Regions from separate parts of the Mus musculus genome. Here region 1 is linked to region 2. Evidence: chromatin contacts called from ENCODE POLR2A ChIA-PET data. All regions are on one chromosome and are shown on one strand. The core of a region is the stretch at or near the end of the contact, and the rest is flanking DNA. Distances in the headings are between cores, read along the strand shown.

What was found. ChIA-PET counts read pairs that join two places held with the same protein, here RNA polymerase II (POLR2A).
Region 1: POLR2A ChIA-PET joins it to region 2 with 10 read pairs in embryonic stem cell. The contact joins the promoter of Sptlc2 here to the promoter of Gstz1 in region 2. POLR2A ChIA-PET finds 5 or more read pairs at or near these places in 2 of 5 experiments (Patski and embryonic stem cell).

What each region holds. Positions count from the first base shown.
Region 1 is chr12:87,385,359-87,392,220 of GRCm38, reverse strand. It overlaps Sptlc2 (serine palmitoyltransferase, long chain base subunit 2), which reads left to right and starts at 3,866. Exons shown (of 12, transcript NM_011479.4): 1 at 3,866-4,175. The coding sequence starts at 4,050. Gm33444 (a long non-coding RNA gene) reads right to left here. Exons shown (of 3, transcript XR_381803.4): 1 at 4,543-6,862.
Region 2 is chr12:87,143,338-87,150,741 of GRCm38, reverse strand. It overlaps Gstz1 (glutathione transferase zeta 1 (maleylacetoacetate isomerase)), which reads right to left and starts at 3,035. Exons shown (of 9, transcript NM_010363.4): 1 at 2,898-3,035. The coding sequence starts at 2,912. It overlaps Pomt2 (protein-O-mannosyltransferase 2), which reads left to right and starts at 2,840. Exons shown (of 21, transcript NM_153415.4): 1 at 2,840-3,571. The coding sequence starts at 3,114. Gm6566 (predicted gene 6566) reads left to right here. Exons shown (of 3, transcript NR_136901.1): 3 at 409-1,267.

The DNA of each region.
Region 1 (6,862 bases), core at 2,617-5,116, 240 kb before region 2:
GTTTGTTTGTTTGTTTGAGACAAGCCAGGGTTAAAATTCATTTTTATTTTGGTGTGTGTGTGTGTGTGTGTGTGTGTGTGTGTGTGTGTGTGTGTGTGTGTTTACGTGAATGTGTATGCACAGGTTCCTGTGGCAGTAGGCTAAAAGGCAGTATTGATTGATTCCCCTGGGTCTGGAGTTAGTTTTTCCAGCTCATGGAAGCACATGTATCCCATTTTACACAAACAGGAGTTGAGTCACAGAGAAGTGAGACTGCTTTGCAAGGTTACAGGTTTGTAAGAGCTGGAGCTGGGTCTTCGGTTCCTCAGTGTTTGACAACAGAGCTCTTGTTTGTAATCACTCCCTCTCACAGAATTCCAAAGCCATGTGACACAGGCTCTGTCTAATTTTATAGGGATGATGAACTTCAAGAAAGGCTTCACAGATGAAGTGGCCTGAACCATCTTGGAAGACAAGGAGAGCTGTGTCCTAGCACCTAGCATGAGCCTTTGAAGATAAGTTCTATAAAATGACAAGGAGATAGCTTATGCCTCTAGAAGGGACCATTTTCTTGTTTTTGTGGATCCCAGGGTGTTTCCTACTGAGGTATCCTTTTTGTGATTTAGCAATGGCCTATTGAGTAATCTGATCATTTGGGTATTATATCATGGGTACACACAACTGTCTCATCTACTGAAGGAAGAAGTGCAAGAATTGACTTCAAATGGGGAGTGAGGAAATCAGGGCTGTGTATGCATGACTCCTTTGAGGCTAGTAGTGAGTAAGCAGCAGAACAAGGCAAGAAGCTCCTGGTGTACTGTCCTCAGGAGGAAGGGACAGGTTCTTCCCAGGATCCAGACCAGGCCAACCTCTGCCCAGCTCTGAACATGCACTGCTCCCCCCTCCCCCCAGAACAAACCCCTCTGCTCATTCCAAGCCAGTTTCTAAGTCTCGCTCATCCTTCAAGGTCTAGCTAATTGCACATCTTCCATCCAAGCCTTTTTTACATTTTCTCAGCCCACTATCTAAGTGTCAATCAAACCTCTTAGCTTCTCTTTCAACCAGATTTCTGCCCTGAGCACCTCCACTGCCTATGGGAATCTGATAGCCGCTGTCATCCAGTGTCCCACTTTGGAACTCCTCCTTCTCCTCCCTCCTACTCTTTTCCCTCCTCCTTTTTTTTTTTATTTTTTTTTTTTTTTGGTTTTTCGAGACAGGGTTTCTCTGTATAGCCCTGGCTGTCCTGGACCTCACTTTGTAGACCAGGTTGGCCTCGAACTCAGAAATCCACCTGCCTCTGCCTCCCGAGTGCTGAGATTAAAGGCGTGCGCCACCACACCCGGCTCCTTTTTTTTTTTTTTTAAGATTTATTTATTTATTACTATATGTAAGTACACTGTCTTCAGACACACCAGGAGATGGCGTTAGATCCCATTACAGATGTTTGTGAGCCACCATGTGGTTGCTGGGATTTGAACTCAGAACCTTTGGAAGAGCAGTCAGTGCTCCTCCTCTTTCTTTCTTTCTGTCTGTCTTTCTTTTTTTTTCTTTCCTTCTTTCTTTGCTTTTCTTTCTTCTTCTCCTCTTTCTCCTCCTCCTCTTCCTTCTTATTCTTCAAAAGGTTGCCCTTCTATTTTATTTAACTTCATGTATATCTTTTCAGGGCATCCGATTATTGGTAAAGATGCTCATGATCTGCCAGGTAGGTTTAGGCACTCAAATCTTCATCCTCTGGAAGAGCAGCCAAAACACTGAGCCATCTCTTCATGCCATATCTTGATTTTTGAAAGTAAGCTTCATAAGGCATACACTTCTTTGTGTGTCCATGTGTTTACGTGTATGTGCATGACAGTCAGATGTCAGCATCGGGTATCTTCCCTAATTGTTCTCTACTTTTCTTTTTCTTCTTTTTTTCCTTTCTTCTTTCCTTCCTTCTTTCTTTCTTTCTTTTTTTTTTTCAAGAATGGGTTTCTCTGTGTAGCCTTGGCTATTCTGGACCTGTTCTGTAGACCAGGCTGGCCTGAACTCACAGAAATCTGCCTGCCTGCCTCTGCCTCCTGAGGGCTGGAATCAAAGGCATATGCCACCATCACCCATCATCTCTACCTTATTTTTGAGACAGGGTCTTTGCCTGACATTGGAACTCACCAATTCAGTTAGACCAGCTGGCCAGAGAACTCTAGGAACCCTTTCATCTCTGTGTCCTAAGCATGGGGATTTTAACTAGATGCTCAAAATCTGGACTTAACTCCTCTTGTTTTCCTGGTAGTATTTCACTGATTGAGTTACTTATCCCCACCCCATCATGTTTAAGACAGGGACTCCTATATCCCAGGCTAGCTTGGACAGGTTATATATACAAAGATTATCTTGAACATCTACACTCCTGCCTCTACCTCAGGAGTGCTGAGACTGTATCAATGCATTACTATGCTTAGCTTAAAGGCATACAGAGCTTTTTTTTTTTTTTAAAAAAAAAACTTTTAAAAAGGAGATTTTAATTTATGTCTGTGAGTGTCTTGTCTGCATGTATGTATGTGCACCAAGTTTGTGTCTGGTGCCCTGGGAAATCAGAATAAGGCTTTGATTCCTCTGGCACTGGAGTTATAGATAGCTGTGAGCCACCATGTGGGTGCTAGAACCAAATCCAGGTACTCTGGACAAGCAGTGTCCAGTACTTCACTGCTGAGCCATCTCTCCAGGCCCCATAGAGTTCTTTTTGATTCTCGTGTTCACTTTTGAGATCAAAGGGTTTGTGACTTGAAAGTTTTGTCCTTGCTCCACTTGCTGTTAAGAGTACCTCTTCTAAATCAAGCAAAACAAATAACCTTGCCAACGCAGTTCTAAAGCTCCAGGGGAGAAGGGGTTGTGTGACACAGGGATTCACACAGATGCATTCGGCAATTAATAATAACCAGCACTTAATGAATACTTACTAATTGCCAGGTCCTAAGCAAAATACATTACAGGCATTAACTCATTAGATTCTCTTATGGCAACTGTTATTATCCCCCTGAGCAGAGGAACATAGAGGTCACTCAGCTAGTAGGTGAGGCAGCCAGGATTCAAACCTAGACTGAGTCATACTCTTAATTATGACATTGATTTTTTTTTTTATGGGTAACTAAAGGTCTTTGTAATGCTGAAATGTAGATCAATTTCTTTTGCTACTGATTTGGATTAGGTATTGTGATAGGTGTCCAGCGCTTTACTAATGTAATTCTGGCAAATGAGTCCATGAAGCAGGAAGAATTTTAAAAGAACTTGGCTCCTAAAGGAGTTAATTCCTCAAGTTTCAGTTTCAGTTATCACAAGATCTGGAAACAGATCAAGTCTCCTGACTTTCAAGGAAAGTCTTCAAAGGAAATTGCCCTAGGAAAACCCGGATAGAAACAAGTGATGTGCGCGCGAGGCGTTCGCGTAGTTCACAATGAAGAACAGTGAGAGACTGTCAAAAAGGCTATTCTATTAACACCCACAGAGGAATTTGCTAATGAAATAAAGGAGCTGCCTGTCTTGGGCTCGGATTCAACCTGAGAACCTCTCGGGAGGAAGGGCACAGAGGGCAACCACCACCAGTGCTAGAGAACCGGGAACAGGCTCTGGAAATAGGCTCAGCCCCTGTTTCTTTCTCCACACTCTAATTGGCTGTTCCTTTCCGGGCTCCGCCTCCTTCTCAACCTGGACCAGTAGGCGGCAAAGCTCCACCTACGACCTGGCTAGGGCTCCAATCAATTGCTCAGTTCTCGAGTTCCTCTGAAGAAGTCCCCTTGATGTCTGCAAGCCGCTTTTCCCTTGCTCTTAATTCGCCAGAATCAGCATGAGATCCGCCCCTCTCGCCTTTGGATTGGTCAATAGCCGATAGACCCCGCCCCATGTTCCCTCCGGCTGCCGGGCTTCGGCGAGCCCCGTCTTCTCGGGTGGCCCCGCCCTCGCGTGACGGCCGGACCGGGAATTGGCAGCGGCGCTGCAGCCATTTCCGGTTTCGGAGAGGTGGGTGCGGTGCGGAGCGGGAGTTGGCTCCGCCGCCACCTCCAGAGCCTGTCCTGCTGCCGGGTGCTGCCGGGAGGATGCGGCCGGAGCCCGGAGGCTGCTGCTGCCGCCGCCCGATGCGGGCGAACGGCTGCGTCAAGAACGGGGAAGTGAGGAACGGGTACTTGAGGAGCAGCACCGCCACCGTCGCGGCTGCCGGCCAGGTACGATGGGATCGAGAGGCTGGGCGAGATCGGGGCGGTGGGCCGGGACCCCCGCGAGCCGATGCCCGGGCTGGGCCGGGCCGGGCCGGGGAGGACGGGCAGCCGCGCGGGCCGGTCAGTGGCCGGCTGGCGGCTGGGCGCGGCTCAGGTGTGCTGAGCGACGGGGAGCCGGCGCTGGCTGGGCCTCCCCCCTGAGCGGGAGGGAGACTCAAGGGCAGCGCGGGACTCTACAACTATGTGGGGCTCCCTCACCGTGAGGGGCTCCTCGGTTCTGCCCGCTTCTCCAGTTATTCGAGCCTTCCCAGTACTACCCGGCTCCGCAGCGATGAGCTGTGGTTCTCTGCCCTGCGGGGGTCCCAAGGTTTACCTGGTTTCTTAGGTGTGCGGTGTCCCCTAGTTCTGCCTGGCTCTCCAGCCTCCCGGGGCTCCTCAGCCACGCGGGACTCCTGAGGTCTGCCCGGCTCCTCAGCATTTGCTGTTCTGAAGGGCCCTGGAGGCTGGGCTTCCTCTGCAAGTCTCTGGTTCTTAACCATGTGGATCACGCAAAAAAAAAAAAAAAAAAGTGCAGGCCGCTCCTAGTGGGAAGCAGAGGAAATCTTTCCCTCGAAGTCCGGCGATACTTTCTCGGGTTCCTGCCCGGGTCCCCTCGAGTACATGCTTCCTGTAGAGTCTTGCAGCCCCAAAAGGAAGCTGACGCTCTGAGAAAGTTAGGCAGTGCAGTTGTGGAAGCACAACCGGACAGCCTCTTCCTATCACGTTCTGGACTTCCTTTATGGGGAAAACCTTGGCAGGGAACCTCCTCGGGGGTCTTGTCTTGAAAATTGTCCCGTTGTGCGATTGGTGAGACCCCCATCCCACCATCCAGATAGGATTTTAGGTGGCCCCTTCACGGCGCAATAGAGCTATCGTGGAGGGCGTTGCTTAATCCAGTGGTAAGTTGTCATGAGTCCTTGTATTAATTAACTGAAGTTGAATCATCAACCATATCCATGAACTTCTAAACTATCTTACAGAATTCTGAATTCCTAGCAGTATTTTGCTTGTTTCCAGACATGGTTTCTCTGAGTAACAGCCCTCTCAGGCTGTTCTGCTTTGTAGACTAAGCCTGACTTCCAACTTAAAAGAGATCTGCCTTTGCCTCCCAAGAGCAACTAAGACCCCAACACCTGGCTTTCCTGACAGTTTTATTTATTTATTTATTTTCTGAGACAGGGTTTCTCTGTGTAGCCCTGGCTGTCCTGGAACTCACTGTGTTGACCAGGCTGGCCTCGAACTCACAGACCTGCCTCTGCCTCCCAAGTGCTAGGATTCAAGGCATGTGCTACTCTACCCCCTGGCTCCTGGCAGTATTTTTTAAACCAATTATGCAAATATCGGGAAGAATGGTTTTAAAAGTTGCTCGTTCCCCTTAGCAGGAGTGTGATTGGTGTAGTTTTGATAGGTCAGTGACCCTATTTCATCTTCAACATAGATACTAAGCAATAGCAACCTGTCCCCTACCTGAATCAGTAACTCTGATAGATGTGTTAATCCTGTGGTATGAAAGGGTTATCTTCAAGTCTTATGACCCTGGGGGAGAGTTGAGGGTTAGGAGTGGGAGTGCACAGAAAAGACTTGGCCTCCCTTGAGTGTGTAAGGTGTTTAAGAGTCAAAAGATTGCTTTCAAAAAGAATTGTGTGAGAGGAGGTGTGTTAGGAGTCAGTTTGCAGTCTGAGTTTGATATGACTTGTTTGTAATCCCAGCCCTCAGGCAGGTATATCTCTGAGCTCAGGCTGGCCTGGTCTGCATAGTGGGTTCTAGGACAGCAGGGCGATGAGGGACCCTGCCTCCAAAAAACGGGGATGTGGGGAGGAGTCAGTCTGTTATGAGCCATGAAAGAATGTGCTGTTTTCCCTAGAAGTGTAAAATGGCTAATGAGCAACGTTGTGGAGGTATAGAATGTATCTGGGAGGTTGAGTAACTGGAGCTAGAAGAGAACTGATGAATGGGTGAGTTAGGACTTTTGTGAGGAAAAAGGAAGTCCAGACAAAGCTGGGCATGTGTTAGAGGTGCTTTCTAACATAAGCCACTAGGAGTTATATTTTGAGTAAATAGTAAGTCAAGTTCTGACCTCCTGGAATCCCAGCAATTATCATTTGTAAGCATGGTATTTCTTCAGAGGTTGGCAACTATTAAGATGAAATACCAAGTTACTAAAATGAAATATAAAAATCTGTGACTAGCTGTGATAGAATATCCTAAGGGCTGTACTACTATCTTTTCGAGAAAACGATTTTTCACAAATTATTTTAAAGCAGGTACTACATTTATAAGGAATAAGATCTCTAAGTTTATGAGAAAAAGAGAATATCTTAAAATAGTTCGTGAAGTTGGTTGTGTTAAATTAAATCTATGTGCTCCAGCTCCTACCTGTCTTTCCTTGCATCCTGAAGGGGGAGTATTGCCTTTTTTTTTTTCTTTTTCTTTTTCTGAAAATACACAGTAAGATGCAAACTAGATACCCAAGGGTCTTGCTTTCACTAAAGTACTATTGCATGGATGAAATGTAAAATTGTTTGCTCACATCATGTCTTAACATTGCTTTTTAATGCACAGGAGAGAAGTTATAAACTCGTAGGCTTTCTTCTCTAAGGGGAATCAGCTACCTCTGATACCTGTATACACTCACCAGGGTATGTTTGAAGAGA
Region 2 (7,404 bases), core at 1,786-4,285:
TGGGAAAACCCAGCTAATTTAAAAACTGATAATGGACCTGCATATACATCAACATCCTTCCAAGTCTTCTGCGAAACTATGCAAGTTAGTCATACCACCAGCCTTCCCTATAGCCCACAAGGCCAAGGTATTGTGGAAAGGGCACATCGCACCTTGAAAGAACTGTTACAAAAACAAAAAGAGGGAATTGCCTACGGACGAGCACCCAAAGAACAATTATCTTTAGCTTTATTTACCTTAAATTTTTAAATTTTGGATGATCATGGTCGCTCGGCTGCAGACAGGCATGCCATGACCTCGCCTGTAATTCAACATGATGTAAAATGGGAAGATGTCTTAACTGGTAAATGGTATGGCCCAGATCCCGTTATTTCGAGATCTAGGGGAGCTGTTTGTGTTTTTCCACAGGATAAAGAACATCCAATTTGGGTACCAGAAAGGCTGACATGAAAATTGCTTATCTTAAAGGAAATTGGTCAGCCAAAGCAGAGCAGAAAGTTGCTCCTCCAGATTGCCAAACTCAACAGCACTCGACCCGACCCTGTCACCCTGGGAGACTTCACCTCCTGGATCACCAATGCCTTCTCCTTTTTAAAGGAGTGGGCAGGAATGTTGGCCTGGGGGACAGTGGTCCTCCTGGGGTGTGTCTTCTGCATCTGGCTATTGTGTCAACTAAAAAGAGAGTATGCTCAACATAAAGCAGTGGTCTACCAAGCTTTGTTGGCAATTGAAGATGGTGCATCTCCCAATATTTGGCTGGCCTCTTTAAAAAATTAAGAGTCCGCCCTAGGTCATTTGGCAGTTGTAGTCACACAGATCCATGGTATCCAGAGACGGGCAACTTTCCTCATGCACAGACCAACCTAAGAGAAGGGGCCTGGAGGCCATCATAGGATAACCCTATGATGGGTAAGGCTGTGATACTAGAGGATCGACCTAAGACAGGAGCCCTGGCCATGGACAGATTTGCCCAGGCCTAGACCAGCCTCATTTCATTAAAGAAAAAAGAGGGAGATGTAGGAAGCCAACTCTAAGATGGCGCAGGCTTTCTGTGTGCCTTTGTGGTAAACAACACCATTGCGCAGGTGCTAGCCTGACCCCTCCTGAGCAGGTACATGCAAATTAGATGCAGGCAGACTGACCAATCCTGGGGGGCCATGGAGCCTTCTCCTGTGCTAGGGTGTATATAAGCAGCCCTCCCTGGGTGCCCTGTCCCGGTAGCAGCATCGAGGTGTTCCTGCAATAAAGGCTGTTGAGAAGAATCTGACCATGTCGTGTCTTCCTTGCTGGCTGAGGTGGGCGCGACACCCCATGGCCCTTCAGCAGGAAACAGAATTTTTTTTTTTTTGGCTTTTTCGAGACAGGGTTTCTCTGTATAGCCCCGGCTGTCCTGGAACTCACTTTGTAGATCAGGCTGGCCTCGAACTCAGAAATCCGCTTGCCTCTACCTCCCGAGTGCTGGGATTAAAGGCATGCATCACCATCACCCAGCTGGAATCTTACCCTACATCTATTATTATTTTTTTTTCTTATATATCATTTTAGTTTCTTTTCCTGCTGCTATGATAAAATGCCCCAACAAAGGCAGTCTAAAGAAGAGTGGTTTATTTTGGCTTATAATTCAAGATGTAGTAAGTCACCTGGGGTGGGGGTGGGGTGGGGTTTGGGGGAAGAGCAGCCTGAAACAGCTGGTAAGTAACCTATGCATCCACAGCATGAAACAGAACAATGCTGTGTGTTGGTGCTTGGCTGACTTCCCCCTTATTATGGGCCCAGCCAGACCCAACCCAGGGAATGGTGTCACTCTCCCACATCAGTTAACCTGATAAAGACAATCCTAACCCTCTCTGCAGAGCATCTGGAGGCTTGTCTCCTATGTGCTTTTAGATAAACAGGGAGAGAAATCACAGCTAAGCACTAACAGCAAACCACCTGGCGATTTTTGCACTTGAACAGCTACTTTTTAATATCAAGTAGAATGTCCGTTTAATTAGCACCGGGAAGGATCATGTTTCCAACTCAAACATGCATTCTGGCGACTTTAAATTTGCAGTTTTTCTGTTGTGGGAGACTCGGCCCATGCTAGGAGCTACGTCAGAGTTGCGTACATCCCTAGCTGTTTTTATACCATTTCTTACATGATTAAAATCCTGAAAAATCACATCTGTATGTGGAAAATCTATATTAACCGGATGCAATGTCCTTTGCATCTAATGTGCCGCCTTCCTACATATCGGCCCTCCTAAGAGACTCAATTTTAAGTCTCTTATAAAACACACTCGCAGCTCCATTCCAGCAATGGCTTAAATACAAATGGCTCTAGGGTGGACTAAAGAAGTTCGACTTAAACCCTGGACGCTCCATATGCCACAGCCTGGAATCCCAGCACTTGGAAGGCGGGGGCGGGAGAGTCAAAGTTCAAAGTCAGGTTGGGCTGCACAGCAAGATCGTTTCTTAGAGCCAAACCGACAAAACTAGAAACCTGAGCAGATACTACAAGTGATTATTAACGTCGTTAAAGAGTCACATCTTTCCCCCTTGCCTTTGGTGCATGCCTGGACCACCAGGTCCCCTGAGAGACATACGAAGGGCGCCGCGAAACTGCAAAGTAGGGAACCATGTTTGAAAGCCCTAGAAGAGGTCTGTCTACCCGAAGCAGGGAAAAGCGCGATTGGACGCCCCTCAAAAGCTTCCAAGTTTAGCCTTCCCGGCCCAATCTACCACCACCATAAGGTTCAGCGGCCAGCGCGCAGGTGTAGAGTGAGCGGGCGCCGAGGTGCACGCCGGGAGTCGTTGTGGCGCCACGCGAAGAAGCGAGCTCTCAGCCCCGCCCCCCCCCACAGCTCTTCTCCGCGTTTCTCAGGAGAGACCCTCATCCCCGGACGTGGGGCACAGACCTTCCCGGCTTGCATCTCGCCCGGTCGGCCGGCCAAGAAAGTCAGCTCTCGGGACTAGAAGATGACTGAGGCCTAGCGGGGTCCAGAGAGCGAAGGTTGGACTAGATGGCCTCCCTCCTTCGGGCTGGCCCCGCCCCCGCCCCCTGAGCTGCTGGGAGTTGTAGTTCATGAGCCGACTCGAGTTTGTCAGTCCTTGGTTTCCCTCCGCCTCCCGCAATGCTCTACGCCTCAGGCCGCCTCTTAGCTGCCCGGGCGGCCACCACACTTTCCGCCCCGCCCAGAGCCCGGGGCCCGGCGCTCCGCGGCAAACGGAGGGAACTACAAATCCCATGGCACCTCGAGACGCCTTCTTATGACCCCTTGACGGGGCAGCGGACAAGACCCGGCGTGCCTCCGGCCCGGAGGGTGATCCTTCGGAAGGGGAGGATGCCGCCGGCCATAGGCGGTGGCCTAGCGGGCTCCGAGCTGCGTCCCCGTAGGGGCCGCTGTGTGCCGCAGGCTGCCAGAGCCGTGAGCCGAGACGTGGTCCCCCAGGCTGCAGCACGGAAACTTAAACGGCCTGCTTGGAGCTCGCGGCGCTTCCAGGCGGCAGGGTGGTGGGCCACGTTGGCTGTGGTGACGCTGCTGTCCTTTGCCACCCGCTTTCACCGGCTGGACCAGCCTGCTCACATCTGGTAAGTGGCGGAAAGGACTTGGCGGGCACCATGGCAACTGAGAGGGAGTGACGCCACCCTCTGATTGGCTTGAGGGCGCGAAGTGGGCGGGATTCATCGGAGGCACGACAGGTCCTTGGCGGTAGAGAAACTCAGTTGTATTTCGAGGGGAGTAGGGGGTGGCTGGGGAAAGCTTTCCGGTGTGTCAAACCTCGGAGAATAGGTTTGCCCTGGTGGGGGTCCCACACTCGGAGTTTGCAGGAGTTGTCCTCATGTCTTCTAGTCACCTGGCTTTAAAATGGTGATACTCAGAGGTTCTTTGAACTTGGCTGAGAAATTAGTAAATTCGTAGAACATAATTTTCCCAAAGCGTGATTTTCAAAGAAAAAGATTCCTATAGAGTAAGGATAGTTTGGGTATCGGGAGATGGCGGCACAGATTCTGAGCAACAGGTCTGGTGTTATCCTGTGAGAATTATTTTCTAGGCCTTACTTTGTATGATACAGATGGTGGCTTGAGGCTTGGTTCAATTCCATTTCCCAAGCTCACAGAGTTACTTGATCTTTAGCTGGAAGGGATGTTTTATCTTCTCTATATCACCAAACAGAAACTTAGCATAGAAGGTGTCACAAGTGGATCTTACTCAAGAGCAAGCAAACACACTGACAGGGCTGCTCCTATAGGAAACTAATAAATTACTGTGAAGCTAATTAATAAATTAGGTGCATTTTATGACTGTTGGGAGCTGTAACTACTGGGTTAAACACAAAGGCGTAATCACAGGAAGGGGAATGAATATCAGCACCTTTAGAGTTAGGTTCTTCCACCCCCTGTCAAATCCTACTATACATGACTGTATCCCAAAGAGATAGGTGTACCCACAGTGGGTTACATAATGGCCAAGGACTAACGAGTTTGGGAAATCTATTTTAACACTCACAAGCCTTAATTAGCTCTGTTCTCATAGGAGACATTGCCATATCTCTTATTGCAAGCACAGCCCTAAGAAATGGCCCAGGTCAAATGCAGTTAGGGCATCCTAGGTACATTCTTGGCACGTGTGGTTGTCCATCATCAGCTGCCACTTGTCTTAGGTGGCCCGTCTGAATCTTATCTGGCTTTGGGGTTAGACTTAGAGGAGAAAGAGAGAATTGTTTTTTGTTTTGTTTTGTTTTTTGAGACAGGGTTTCTCTGTATAGCCCTGGCTATCCTGGAACTCACTTTGCAGACCAGGCTGGCCTCAAACTCAGAAATCCGCCTGCCTCTGCCTCCCAAGTGCTGGGACTAAAGGCGTGCACCACCACTGCCTGGCTGTCCAGGACATTGATGAAGGGCTTTCTCTCCCAATTGGCTTTATTACCCCTCCATCATGCATTGCCTTGGTTTCTGGCAGATGTTTCATGTTAATCCACAACTCTATTAGCTACTCAGATCAGCATGGCTGACAGAGGCAGAAACCACATCTGTTCAGTTTGTCTCATATGATTTAATTACGGCTGCTGTCAATGAAACTCCAAGCAGGGGGGTGATGGGCCCTGGACTCAGCCTCTTACAAATAAGTCCTGATGAGGGGCCAGCAGTATGAATATAGTCTAAGAACAGTCTACCAGTTATGACCTGTGCAAAGCAGTTTCGATTGATTCTGATCTTTGGTATCATTGGCGGTAATTAAAATGCACATCCCATGTCTATTCCTTAAATACTAACACATTACCTGAAGAGATGCAGGTCATTCAGTTCAGTTTTATGTGGACCATCACTCACTGTGATGTAGACCACCACTGCATTGATTTGGTTAAGTCTCAAAGGCAGTATTATGGAGTGGTTGAGCCTCCATGATTGTATGGGCATAGCTCAGGTCCCTAGTACTTTAGAGACTCATATATGATACATTCTATAGAGTGTATCAATGAGAGAAAGTTGTACCATCAGTGCATTAGCAAGTGTACCAGTGAGCTGTTTTTTGAGAGTTGGTGCTGATGTCATCAGCTACATCAAGAGTAGCTTAAGACTGTCCATGTCGATGTTCATGAGTTCTGTTTGCAGCCACAGGTTGTTACCATCATAAGCTGCCACTTGTCTTAGGTGGCCCATCTGAATCTTATCTGGCTTTGGGGTTAGAATTAGAGGAGAAAGAGAGAATTAATGTTTCCATTCACTGTATTATATCTCTAGTGCTCTAATGTCTTTCTTCTTCAGGGTTGTTTCATTCCTACAACTCTGCCCAGGAAGGTAGTGTGTGCCACACCAGTTTCTGTTTGCCTTTTCTCCTGTTGTACCCTATTTCTATCTAGACCTTTTTACTATGGGCATTGTAAAGACCTATTATGTCTCTGACACGGGTGGCATTGTGTGAGACTTGTACTTAGCCAAGTATTGTGTTTATCAAACTGTAGGCCATCTGACTCCAGTAAGACAATACAGGAGATGAATCTAGAATTAAATATGAGTATTGTCATCTTCCCTTACCCTTCTCTGCTGATCTAGGGTGTCACTAAGAAGAAAGACATACCATGGTCATGGAAACCTAAGTGTGTCTGAGTAACTTGATATAGCTCCTCTCCCTTTTCCTGATTATTACCCAGTTGGTAGTCATGAGGAGATGACTTTTTCTGGGGATGACTACATTAGGACAAGGTTGCTTTTTTAAAGTGTGTAGGCCAGGAGAAGGTGATGGAGGGAAAGTTTCTGAGGAAAAGTTCAATGCTTGGCAATATCAGCTGTTTATTGATGATGGGAACATGGGTTACATGTTTATTACCTTGACTGTTGGCTCATTGTTACATGACTAATGTGACAAAAAGGTGTGCCACTGTCACACTTAGATGGTTTGGAAAGCTAATAAGAGGACATTAAGTTTAAAGATCACAGTGGTTTCTCCAGAGTCATGGAACCAGAGCCTCAGCCTTTCTGTAACCCGAGAAGGCAACAGCAGCAGTGAAATACTGGTGAGAGCCTCAGCTGGGAACAGAGTCCTGATGCACAGAGCTTCTTAGGAGCAGGTAGTCAATGTCCTATGCAAAGCAAGTGGCCAGCTTTTGGCAGGAGTCTGGTATACCATGGTGGCTTCTGCTTCAGAGACCCATAGTCCTTTAAAATTTATGCTCAGTCAGTTCATGCCACCATATTTGTTTCTCCACTGGAACAATATAAGCAGCTGGATAGTGTAGGCTTGATTAGGAACCTCTAACTAGTCATATCAGAGTACATCCTTTGTGATGGGTATCTGCATGAGTAATCCAGACTACTCCATCAGTGGACAGACAGTTTCCACTTCGCTGAGAGCATGAGTTTCTCAGTACATAGTCTTTCAATTGGTTTGTCAGACCCTTCAACTCTGATTGCAGCCAGCCAGCCAGAGTTATCTTACTTAGGTTTGCTATTGCTGAGATGAAACACCATATCCAAGCCAACTCGGGGTGGAAAGAGTTTATTTGGCTTATACTTCCATATCACTGTTCATTATCAAAGGAAGTCAGGACAGGAACTCAAACAGGGCAGGAACCTGGAGACAGGAGCTGATGCAGAGGTCATGGAGGGGGTGCTGCTTACTGACTTCCTCCTCATGGCTTGCTCACTCTGTTTTCTTATAGAACCTAAGGCCACTAGCCCAGGGATGGCACCACCCACAATGGGTTGGACCCTCTCACATCAATCACTAATTAAAAAATGTGCTACAGAATTGCCTACAGCCTGATCATCTGAAGTCATTTTCCTAACGGAGGTTCTTAGTTGGCTTTAGTTTGTGTCAAGCTGACATAAAACTGTCCAACGAAAGGATGGACCATCTAGAGACTGCCATATCCAGGGATCCATCCCATAATCAGCTTCCAAACGCTGACACCATTGCATAC